4 separate regions of the Homo sapiens genome follow, and all the other regions are linked to region 3. The links are chromatin contacts, found by Hi-C or POLR2A ChIA-PET in ENCODE. All regions are on one chromosome and are shown on one strand. Each heading gives the region's core, a stretch centred on a gene start or an enhancer-like site at or near the end of the contact. The rest is flanking DNA. Distances are from core to core; before and after follow the strand shown.

Region 1 (2,700 bases), core at 136-2,635, 950 kb after region 3:
TTACCCAGGCTGGTCGCGAACTCCTGAGCTCAGGTAATCCGCCCGCCTCGGCCTCCCAAAGTCCTGGGATTACAGGCGTGAGCCACCGCGCCCGGCCAGTTTTACTCTTCTTAAATCTGATGTTCATGGCATAAAGCAGGAGTAGTGGCTTTAAATATCACTAGCCACAGCTTTCAGTTGCTCTGATCGCTATCATTCACAACTTTGAGTAAAAGGAAGAAAGAAAATTCTTCCAACTGACTTATTCAACTTTCAAAAATGAGTTTGTTGCAATGCCAGTTTAAAAGCTCCCCTACTACACCGTGCTTCTATAAAGGATTCTCAAATTGATGTATGTCCAGCAAGACTTACTACTAAAGGTCACACAACTGTACTAGCACGAAACAAGCCAAGAGATAAGGCCCTGTCATCCTTCTGTGTTCAGGAAACAACGGCGGGATCATGCCACAGGCCAAGATTTCCAAAGAGATTGCTTTAGAGAGAATGGATATCAGGAAGCAAGAGCAACAGTAATTCTGGCAGAAGGGCTAGGATCCATGAGTACCCGGGGGGGGTGGGAGTAGGGGGCGGGGAAGCTTGTACAATAGATCGTCTTAATAGAAATCTAGTGTGGCCAGGAGTGCACGACCACCAATAGAAGCGCCTGCATTTTCCTTCACAGCTATCACTCTCTCTTCCCTTCCCCGCCCACCAACGAAAGCAATGCGGCAGGAGTGGAGAGCACGGGATGAATAAATGGAGTATCTTTGGGGCGTAAACCCGGTTTTAAGACCTGTTTCCACCCCGAAATAGCTGCCTGACCCAGGCAAGTCACAAAACCGTGCCTCAGTTTCCCCACTACACTGCCGACTACACAAGAATGCTGCCTGGATTAAAGGAGACAGACAACGAGTACGAAACCTTCAGCACAGGGCCAGACAGAGGAACCGCTCCGTGGCCCTAGGGCGAGTCCGCAAGAGGGTTCTGAGGCCTGGGCTCCGGCCCGGAAAGGGCGCTCCCGGGGCCCGCTCCCCGCCAGCTGGGTTCCGAGCCCCTGCCCGGCCCACCTTGTTGTTGTACTCCTCCACGAAGCTGCCCAGCGCCAAGCGAAAGCGCTTATCGGGCCGCACACTCCAGTTCATCGCGTAGACTGTCCAGGGCGCTTCATACTTGTAGATCTCCTTCCGTTTGCCGTGCAGGGACATGGTGGCCACGGGGCCGCAGTACGGGCCGGGTCAACAGTGGGCTGCGGCGGGCGGGGAGCCGAGCCTGAGATCTATGGGTCCGAAGGGAGGAGAGGAGGGGGCGGGCAGGAACGGCCTAACCCGGAAGCGGGGATGCGGCGACAAACAACGACGACGGCCGAGCCCGACCCCTAGTTTCAAACCAGCTTGGGAACGGACGACAACCACCTTCCGTTTTGGGACGCCGCCCCGCCCTCTCGGAACGGAAGCCGCCGGACCCCCGCAGCGGCACCGGCCGTTGGTTGCCTGACACGTCCTTTCGAAAGGATTCTTTCTTGTCATTGGTTATTGCGGCCGTAGCGTCTGAAATCTCCTCGCTATTGGGTTAAATGTTTGTCATTGCAACTACTCGCCCCGCCCAACTCTCGGAGGCAGGCGCTTTGGCAGCCCCAAAGGTCATTGGTTGGCCAAGATGTCAGTCAGGCAGATAACGGCTCAGTGCGGGTGGTGGGGGCGTGGGTGGCCTGGAGGCGAGCGTGCTGTAGCAGCGGGCCTCCAAGTTCTAGGCCAAGTCTCTGAGAGTGAAACCGTCTGTGACCTGCGCTGACTTCCCCTCCGCTGCTGCTGTTCTGAGCGGCCTCTCCACGCTGTCGAGTAAAAGTACAATTCTGCCTTAGTGGAAGACCTACTGACTTTCGCGGGACAGAGCCCTGCGGCCTGGCAGCCTGGCCTGCGCCCAACGGGTACCACCTTCCCGCCCCATCTCTTCCCAGGGCCCTTTTAACCCGAAAGCTGCTCTCTCCGTGCCTCAGGGACAGGCTTCGGGCGCGCAGATGCGCTCAGGGCCAGGCCAGCTTGAGTCAGGCCCTCCCGCGCTTTCCTGCAGGATCTAGAAATGTCCCCGAATTCTGGGGTAGGCACCGACCCGACCAGCTTGGCTCTGTTTTTGTCAGTTCCCATCCTGTACCCTTCCCGCCGTGGATCCCAACGCAAATGCTAATCCAGCCCCAAAGGTATCTGTGCCTGTGAGTTGGAAAAGGGGAAGGGCCAGAGACCAAATGACACCTTTATATAAATTATTTCCAATTCTCAGCTTTCATCAAAATTGAAGGAGGTTTGTATTGAATTGTTGGATGATAACATTAAATACTTTTTTTTTTTTTTTTTAAAGACAGGGTCTTGCCCTGTCACCCAGGCTGGAGTGCACTGGTGTGATAAGGGCTCACTGTAGCCTGGACTGCCTAGGTTCAAACGATTCCCCCACTTTAGCCTCTGGAGTAGCTGGAACCACAGACATTTGCCACCACACCTAGCTATTTTTAAATTATTATTTGTAGAGATGAGATCTCTCCATGTTGCCCAGGCTGATCTCGAACTCCTGGGCTCAAGCGATCCTCCCACATCAGCATCCTAAAGTACTGGGATTACAGGCTTGAGCCACCATTCTGGGCACTAAATATAATTTTTAATGATAAATGATTTTTCCACCTCCCAGGTTCAAGTGATTCTCCTGCTTCAGCCTCCCGAGTAGCTGAGA
Region 2 (2,700 bases), core at 49-2,548, 680 kb before region 3:
TTGGGCAAACGGCTATGTCTCTCTATTTTGTTTTCTTCATGTGAAAAAGGAAACTGACATTGTCTCTGTTAATGGACTTCAGGAAATGCAGAAAAACTTCTAAAAGCCACAATAAGGACATTAGAAAACATCAGGCAGGATGTGGAGTGGGCTCTGGCGGCCATCAGCTGAGGTTCAGATCCTGGCTTCACCACTTCTCAGCTGTGTGTCCTTGGGGGAGCCACCCTCTCTCTCGGCCTGCTTTCTCAACCGTGAAACGGAGGTCAACGTGGCCATCTACCTTCTAACGCAGTAGTGAGTCTTAGCTGAGCCGTTACAAAGGGTGGCGCACTCAGGTCCATGCCTGGCACGCAGGGAGCTGTCAGCAAACATCAGCCCCTTCCCTTCCCTCAGCTAGGCATGGTCACACAGAAGCCACAAGAAGAAAGAAGTTTGTCCCCTATTGGCGGGAGCATATGGTGTGTGAGGGCTCCAGGCTGAGCACCTCTGCAGAGCACAGTATTTTATACTGGGAGGCCATATTTCTGCCTTTTACCAAAAGATCTGTATACTCGCCAGTGTAGACTGAGGTTCTGAGCAGCTGCTTATTGGAGTAGGCAGAGAGGTTGAAATTGGCATGTAACCCCTCCTTCCACCTCTAACCAGGGGAGAAGTATGAGAAGGTGAAAAGGCAGAAGAGGAAATTGGCTAGGTACAGCACCCTAACATGGAGTCTGAGGTCTACAAGTCCCATAAATTCTCTCTCATAGCATGACAACATTTAGAATAATACCAGCTGTGTGTGGAGTGTCTCTACGTGTTGATTAGCATTCTAGACACTACACATAAGTGATCCTGCTTAATCCTCTGATGAAGGAACTAGCATGCTTCCCCTGTTAGAGATGAGGAAACTGAGACTGTGGCTCAAGAAAGAGCTTGCCCAAGATCACATGGACCGGAAGTGGCAGAGCTGGGGCTCAGGCCAATGTCAAGGGTCTCTTCAGCACCCGACACTGCCCTCATCCCTAAATGATGGCAGTGATCCTGCCATGAGCGGCCCCTGCCCCCATCACCTCCTGGGGTGCAGGAGTTGGGGGTTCCGTATGCCTCAAGGTATTGGAGCTAAAAGAGGACTCACTTCTAGAGTGTGGTCCCGGCCCCTGGCCAGTCCCTCCCAGCTGCCATTAGCCAGTGGGAGTGGGCCACCCAGGGCCCGAGACACCTGCCAACCTAATGACTTTCCTCCTTATGGTTGACGGTTACTTGCCTCTATTTGGGGAAAACAGATACATCTTCTCAAGAATTTACTCATTCTCGAAATGCAAATCAAAACCACAATGAGATAACATCTCACACTAGTCAGAATGGCTATTATCAAAAAGTCAAAAAATAACAGATGCTGGCAAGGAGAAAAGGGAAGCTTATATGCTTCTGGTGGGAATGAAATTAGTTCAGCCATTGTAGAAAGCAGTGTGGTGATTTCTCAAAGAACTTAAAATAGAATTACCATTGACCCAGCAATCGCATTACTAGGTATATACCCAAAGGGATATAAATCATTCCGTCATAAAGACACATGCATGCCTATGTTCACTGCAGCACTATTCACAATAGCAAAGACATGGGATCAACCTAAATGCCCATCATTGGTAGACTGGATGAAGAAAATGTGGTACATATATACCATGGAATACTATGCAGCCATAAAAAAATGAGATCATGTTCTTTGTAGCAACATGGATGGAGCTAGAGATCATTGTCTTAAGCGAACTAACGCAGGAACAGAAAACCAAATACCACATGGGCTCACTTATAAGTGGGAGCTGAACATTGAGTACACAAGGACACAAAGAAGGGAACAACAGACACCCAGGCCTACTTGAGGGTGGAGGGTGGGAGGAGGGAGAGGATAGAAAAACTACCTATGAGTACTATGCTTATTTCCTGAGTGACAAGATAATCTATATACCAAACTCCGGTGACATGCAGTTTACCTGAAATGTAACCCCTGAACCTAAAATAAAAGTTTAAAAAGAAGGATTGATAGCCAGGCGCAGTGGTTCATGCCTGTAATCCCAGCACTTTGGGAGGCCAAGATGGGCGGATCACCTGAGGTCAGGAGTTCAAGACCAGCCTGGCCAACATGGAGAAACTCCGTCTGTACTAAAAATATGAAAAAATTAGCTGGGCGTGGTGGAACACACCTGTAATCGCGGCTACTCTGGAGGCTGAGGCAAGGAGTTACTTCAACCCGGAAGGCGGAGGTTGCAGTGAGCCGAGATCACGCCACTGCACTCCTGCCTGGGTGACAGAGCAGGACTCCGTCTCAAAAAAAAAGAATAGAAAAGAAAAAAAGAAAGAAGGATCGATTCCTTCTCAAAATGACCTCTCTTCAAACCAGCTCAGGCACCATGAGTTCTCTGAAGTGAGACAAAAATCCAAAGCCTCTGCACTCCCAGGTCTTCATGGAGATGCTTCATGCTCTTGGCAACCCTCTTCTCTCAGGGCAGATTAACCCGGGAACACAGGGGACTCGCAGACAGTGGAAAATGTTGCAGACAGATAAACCACAGCATGCTGGGGCTGCCTGAGGGGAGGGCTGGAAGGGGCTCTGCATGCATGAGAATTGCAGTTCTTTATTCTTCTTAATACTTTATTCCACAGCAGCCAGAGTGCACAGACAGGAGATAGATAGATAGCTGGGAAGAGAGAGAGAGAGAG
Region 3 (2,700 bases), core at 117-2,616:
GTCTTAACCGTGGGCCTTTTAATTTGTAAACACTGAAATGATTGTTGGGCTGTGGAAAACATTTACCTATTTACCTTGGAAGTTTTAAAAGACAGTCCACTTTTTAGCATGTGTGTTGTGTCCAGCCTGTGGTCGTCTTAACTAATAAATGTGATTTTTCTCCCCATTCTCTCTTTTTATTTATTTGCGTATAGGCCTTTTACCTGGTGTGAGTTCCTGAATGTGGAAAACACCTGGCAGTAGTACCCAGCTTTGCAGTTAATTACTATCTAGCTGGCCTTTTTTTAAACCCTTGTATACACTTGTAAAGAAGAACTATTTCCTGAACCTGGTACAGCACTTTACTAATGATAAAACTTTACTCCTGAATTACATTAACTCAATTGCTAAGCTGTTACCCCTCTTAATCAGGTAGTAGTTTGGTAGTCTCACAGTGAAATGTAGATTGTTCCTTTTTCCCTGAACCTCTTTAAAGGTTTTCGTAACTGAGGCTGGTATAAGAAATCATGGACTTTGGAATCAAACTTCCTCAGTCTGGGTATACCACTTTTCCACTTTCTGGGTAGGTCTTAAGGTCTCGACCTATTTAAATAGAAACTGCAAAATCAGAAACCTGCAATTTAATCATGAGTCTCTTAATAATAACAGTCACAAGTCTCATTGTTTTGATGAACCCATAGAAGGGGCCCCTGGAAGAAATTGCACGTACGTGGTTTTCTCTGACACCAGGAGGGTTTAAGACATGTCAGGGCCCCTTGGTTTATTTCTAGTGCATTCCCAGGTGAGGCAGATGCTGCTGGCTGGGGACTGCCCTTTGGAAGCCACTGCAATATTTAAAGTGACCATACCACTACCCTAGTCACGAAGCCTATCGCCCCCCTCCCCGGAAGCTTAAGCGTCAAGACAACGGCTCTGGGGTTAGGCCTAGGCCACCTGGCGGCAGCATTTGCCTAGTTAAGAAGGCCTGGGCTTACAAATCACCGTAAAGGACTAAAACTGTTTAAAGGGAAACCAAATGCCAAATTTAGTCCAAGTGCTTGATTGAGGTGTATATAGAAGGTGATTTGGATAATACTGAAGTATTTTAATTTTCTGGACTGCAAAACAGTGGCAGAAGGAAGTGACTCAAGTGGCTACACCACGGTTATAAATAGGTGGGAATAACCTTTACTGGTGCTTACGAGGAAAGAAAAAAGTCAATCTGAAGGGAGGGGCGCGACGCGAACGGCAAGCTAGCAGAGAACCATCCGAGCCGGCGTCCGCCATGGTGGGCGGGGGACGGCTGCGGCCGGAACGCAGACATGCGCTTCCGGGGTGGGGCCTGCCGCCCGCAAGCACGCTCACCTCCGTTGCGCCTGCGCCGTGGCCTCTCCGGATTCTGTTAACGGTAGTGGTGGCTTGTTGGGATCCGTTGAGTGATGGGAGAGTGTGCTCTTTAACTTCGGAGAGAGATGCGCTCTCGTGTAGCCGTCAGGGCCTGCCATAAGGTCTGCAGGTGCCTGTTGTCTGGGTTTGGGGGTCGAGTAGATGCGGGGCAGCCGGAGCTGTTGACGGAAAGGAGTAGCCCCAAAGGAGGGCATGTGAAGTCGCACGCGGAGCTCGAGGGGAACGGCGAGCACCCAGAAGCCCCCGGGTCTGGAGAGGGAAGCGAGGCGCTGTTAGAGATCTGTCAGAGAAGGCATTTCCTAAGTGGAAGCAAGCAGCAGCTTAGCCGGGATTCTCTTCTGAGTGGGTGCCACCCCGGCTTCGGACCCTTGGGCGTAGAGTTGCGGAAGAACCTGGCCGCAGAATGGTGGACCTCGGTGGTGGTGTTCAGGGAGCAGGTATTCCCGGTGGACGCCCTCCACCACAAACCAGGCCCTTTGCTACCCGGGGACAGTGCCTTCAGGTTAGTTTCTGCAGAAACTCTACGCGAAATCTTGCAAGACAAAGAGCTGAGTAAGGAACAGCTAGTAGCATTTCTTGAGAACGTATTAAAAACTTCTGGGAAACTACGGGAGAACCTTCTTCACGGTATGCTTCACGATTTCATGCTTCAAAACAGGTGTCGGGTGGAAAGGCGAGGCAGTCTTGCTGGATCTTGGGGATTGCAACTGGCCCTGTATTCCCATGCAAGGAAGTTAGTTAGTTCTCATCTTTTTGAAGTAGTCGGATATATTAACAGTGCTCTACCCTGGAGAAAACTGGTCCATGGAATCATTGCTGTTCCTTAAACAATCTGTCCGAAGGACCTGGGAACGCTCTCAATTTCACGGGGCAACTTCTGAACACAGTGCTGTCATTTAGTGCAATGTAGTCTAAGTGCATAAGGAACTACACAGACATTTTGAACTTTTCTTAGATTTATTCTAAGTAAAAATGTTGAAATTATAATTCTGAAACTATTTCATGTATATCATAGGATAAATCAAGGCCAGGCGCAGTGGCTCACGCCTGTAATCCCAGCATTTTGCAAGGCAGAGGCGGGTGGATCACCTGAGGTCAGGAGTTCGAGACTAGCCTGGCCAACATGGTGAAACCCCGTCTCTACTAAAAAGACAAAAATTAGCCGGCCGTGACGGCGAGCGCCTGTAATCCCAGCTACTTGGGAGGCTGAGGCAGGAGAATCGCTTGAACCCAGGAGGCAGAGGTTGCAGTGAGCCGAGATCACGCCACTGCACTCCAGCTTGGGTGACAAGAGCAAAACTCCGTCTTAAAAAA
Region 4 (2,700 bases), core at 96-2,595, 870 kb after region 3:
TTGCAAAACTTGTGACAACAGTATCACAACACCTGTCTGGGCAGGAGAAGTAAAGAACGTTTAAAATGTTATTTCTTAGTCTAGTCCAGTAGTCATTTGCTAAACTACCAAAAAGGATATGGAATATAATTCAACTCAAATGCTACGTGCGGAAGACATTAAAAGCTTTCCTTAGATTACATCTTCACAGTAGAAATTGTAAATACTGACAAAAAGGAAGTGATTTCAGAGAAATTCTTTTGTGTAGCAAATGTTTCTTTCAAAAGTTACATAATTTCAGGGATACCGCAAGAAAAAAATAATGGATTAAACCCCTGCAACGGGATTTTTCAAAAAGTAGGATGTGAATTCTAACTGGCAGCATCCGACCAACTCCTGACCCCCAGCAATCTGCGTGCAGCACGCATTTGTCAACCGCGCGCTTGATCACAGCTCCAGTTTAATCGCCTCCTAGCCGAGCCCCGCACGCCCTCCCCCCTGCGCTGGGGCGCGCACAGGGCTGGAGAGCAAGCCCCGGGAACTCTCACAGGCCGGCCTGTGTGAGCAAAGGGAAGGAAATGACACAGGCAGGAAAAAAAAGCAAATCAAGGAAAAGACACAACAGCAGCTGGGCCTGCGGCAGCCTCCAGCCCGGGCCCCACACTGCGCTCTTGCTCCCCCGCCCTCGGGCTCGCGGTCCGGCTCGTTCGGACCAGGCTGCCCCGCGGAGCACGGGCCCTCGGTCCCGCCGCCGCTTCCCCGGGATGCGCCCGCCGCGCCGCCCAGAAGGAGGGCTGCCGAGCGGGCTCTGCCGGCCGGGCCGCCCCGCGGAGCCAGAACCCCCGCCCGGGCCGCGGCGCGCGAGCGGGGCGGGCGGCCGGCCGGCCGGCGGTCCGCAGCCCCGGGCCGGGCGGGCTGTCCATGCCTGTCAGGCGGTGGCCCAGGGTCCTCCTCCCTCAGCCTGGGGCGGGGCGTCGCGAAGCAGCGCGGGCACAGGCCGGGGCGGTGGCGACACTTACCCATGGTGGCGATGGCGGCGGCGGTGGCTAAGGTCCGTGAGTGTCACCTCCGCAGCCGGGGCTGCATGCCGGGGGCCCGGGCGGCGGGGACGGCAGCGGGCCTGGCTCCGCGCGGGGGGCGCGGGCTGCGCTCTGGGCCCCCGCCGCCTCCCCAGGCTCCGGCTCCGGCTCCGCCCGCGGCCGGGCGCTGTGGCATCGGCAGGGTGGCCCGCTACATCCCGGGCGCTCCTGGGCTCGGCCCAGCCCGGCCTCGGCGGCGCCGCTCGGCCCGCCCGCCCGCCAGTCCCTCAGACCCGCAGTCTCTCCGTCCGGCCACCGTTCTCCACCTCAGGAACGCTCCGAAAAACAAACCGCTGGTCGCGCAGCTCGCCCCCCTGTCTGTCACTCACGCCGGCCCCCACCAATCCCAGGCAGCCGCTGGGCCGTCGCACCACCCCCACCCACCTCACCAGCCAATAACAAGAAGGAAGTCGGCAGCCCCCGCCGTCCCCCTCCAACTCTCTCCCAACACCCTAACTCTCAGCGGCCAGCTAATCATCAGCACCACACGATGAACCAATCCCGCCTACTCTCACAGGATGCCAATGGGCGAAGCCAAGGCGGTTTCCGAGGGCTGTCTAGCGCCTGCCAATCATCGGGACAGCGCCCGGCTCCCTGCGCTGTTAGCCAATCACGTAGAGGCCTCTAAGCCCCCGCCTCTGCGCATCCCTCTCTGGTGCTGTCTCCCTCTCTTGGGAGAGATTGGGAGGTGTTGGTTGTTCCAATCACAGCTCCGGCGTGAGGCTCCGCCCACATTCCCACCTCCCGTCAGTCACCGAAGGCTCGGCGGGCGCGCGGGCTGGCGCAGTTCCCCGCCGGCTACTTTAGGGCTGGGGTGAGGAGTAGGCGGCTGCAGGGGGCCCTCAGGCCTTCCGCCCTCCGGGTTCTCGGAGGCCCCAGCGATCTGGGTGGTTCCAGAGGGTGGCGTCCTGCTCCTCCCCGTGCCCAGCACAGGGCGTGTAACGAGTGGGGAGGGTCTGGCCTGAGCACTTCCCGGCGCGCGGCCACCTCTGCGGCCCCATCCCCCGACTGGTCCTCCGGTCCCGACGCTGCTCTTGCCCCGGGCAGGGGCGGCCGGCCCAGCCCAGCTTTCCCTGTCTCACACCTCCAGGGCCACACCCTCTGGTCTAGGTACCTCAGACACCCGAGGCTGGGATAGTGCTGGCATGTGGGTCCCTGGAAATCTGAGTTCCGCCAGAGGTTCTTTCAGAAAATAACTTTTTTCTTATAAAAGCAACACGAGCTTTTTGTAGGAAAATTGAAAAATGCAGAAAACTATGAAAAAGAAAAGATCCCACCCCAGAGATAATCTATTTCCTACCTAGATAGGCGTTTGACAAAAATGGCTTTGTATTGTTTTGTAGTATGCTTACATTTTATTCTGTTTTCCCGTGCCACCAAATATCCTTCCAAAACAATTGTACTGATTGCATGATGTTTCAAAATTAAAGGCACCATAATTAATTTCCCCAACCTTTTCATTGTTCAACATTTTATACACTCAGATCTTCAGATTCCAAGTCCACCACAATTAATGTGGGCTCCTTTCTCCGGCCTCTGTTCCAGTGTAATATGTCAGGCTCCAGAATAATCTTCCTCAGATGTCATTGTCCACTGTCCACTAAGAACATTTAGTGGTGGCTTTGCCTTGAGTGTCAAATCC

Evidence for each region. Hi-C counts contacts between places; a loop is a spot of excess contacts on that map. ChIA-PET counts read pairs that join two places held with the same protein, here RNA polymerase II (POLR2A). Pooled maps may share reads with other maps.
Region 1: a loop to region 3 is called in a map with no recorded cell type, with 6 times the contacts of the local background. The contact joins the promoter of DCAF7 here to the promoter of POLG2 in region 3. A Hi-C loop is called at or near these places in 2 of 168 maps with a recorded cell type or tissue (B cell and naive thymus-derived CD4-positive, alpha-beta T cell), 4 of 37 single-sample maps with no recorded cell type and 10 of 50 pooled maps.
Region 2: a pooled map shows a loop between it and region 3 (4-fold over the local background). The contact joins the enhancer-like site here to the promoter of POLG2 in region 3. A Hi-C loop is called at or near these places in 5 of 37 single-sample maps with no recorded cell type and 5 of 50 pooled maps. POLR2A ChIA-PET finds 5 or more read pairs at or near these places in 2 of 52 experiments (IMR-90 and activated CD4-positive, alpha-beta T cell).
Region 4: a pooled map shows a loop between it and region 3 (10-fold over the local background). The contact joins the promoter of MAP3K3 here to the promoter of POLG2 in region 3. A Hi-C loop is called at or near these places in 2 of 168 maps with a recorded cell type or tissue (CD4-positive, alpha-beta T cell and naive thymus-derived CD4-positive, alpha-beta T cell), 2 of 37 single-sample maps with no recorded cell type and 11 of 50 pooled maps. POLR2A ChIA-PET finds 5 or more read pairs at or near these places in 3 of 52 experiments (A673, CD4-positive, alpha-beta T cell and activated B cell).

What each region holds. Positions count from the first base shown.
Region 1 is chr17:63,549,162-63,551,861 of GRCh38, reverse strand. DCAF7 (DDB1 and CUL4 associated factor 7) reads right to left here and starts at 1,385. Exons shown (of 7, transcript NM_005828.5): 1 at 1,047-1,385. The coding sequence starts at 1,184. RefSeq lists silencers at 892-1,041, 1,062-1,111 and enhancers at 1,262-1,341, 1,782-2,171, 1,471-2,455.
Region 2 is chr17:65,179,974-65,182,673 of GRCh38, reverse strand. The region is part of intron 9 of RGS9 (regulator of G protein signaling 9); the gene reads right to left. Among named protein-coding and RNA genes, the nearest start is that of RGS9, 44 kb to the right of the region's middle. RefSeq lists an enhancer at 1,340-1,389. Within about 2 kb of position 1,298, at least 4 of the 41 ENCODE cell types and tissues checked have a DNase peak (open chromatin) inside an H3K27ac peak, as active enhancers do.
Region 3 is chr17:64,495,720-64,498,419 of GRCh38, reverse strand. POLG2 (DNA polymerase gamma 2, accessory subunit) reads left to right here and starts at 1,366. Exons shown (of 8, transcript NM_007215.4): 1 at 1,366-2,013. The coding sequence starts at 1,452. It overlaps DDX5 (DEAD-box helicase 5), which reads left to right. Exons shown (of 13, transcript NM_004396.5): 13 at 1-166. It also overlaps a transcript of MILR1 not described here. RefSeq lists enhancers at 1,089-1,228, 1,609-1,678, 1,330-2,189.
Region 4 is chr17:63,621,062-63,623,761 of GRCh38, reverse strand. MAP3K3 (mitogen-activated protein kinase kinase kinase 3) reads right to left here and starts at 1,345. Exons shown (of 16, transcript NM_002401.5): 1 at 999-1,345. The coding sequence starts at 1,002. RefSeq lists silencers at 595-644, 885-944, 1,035-1,424, 2,035-2,104.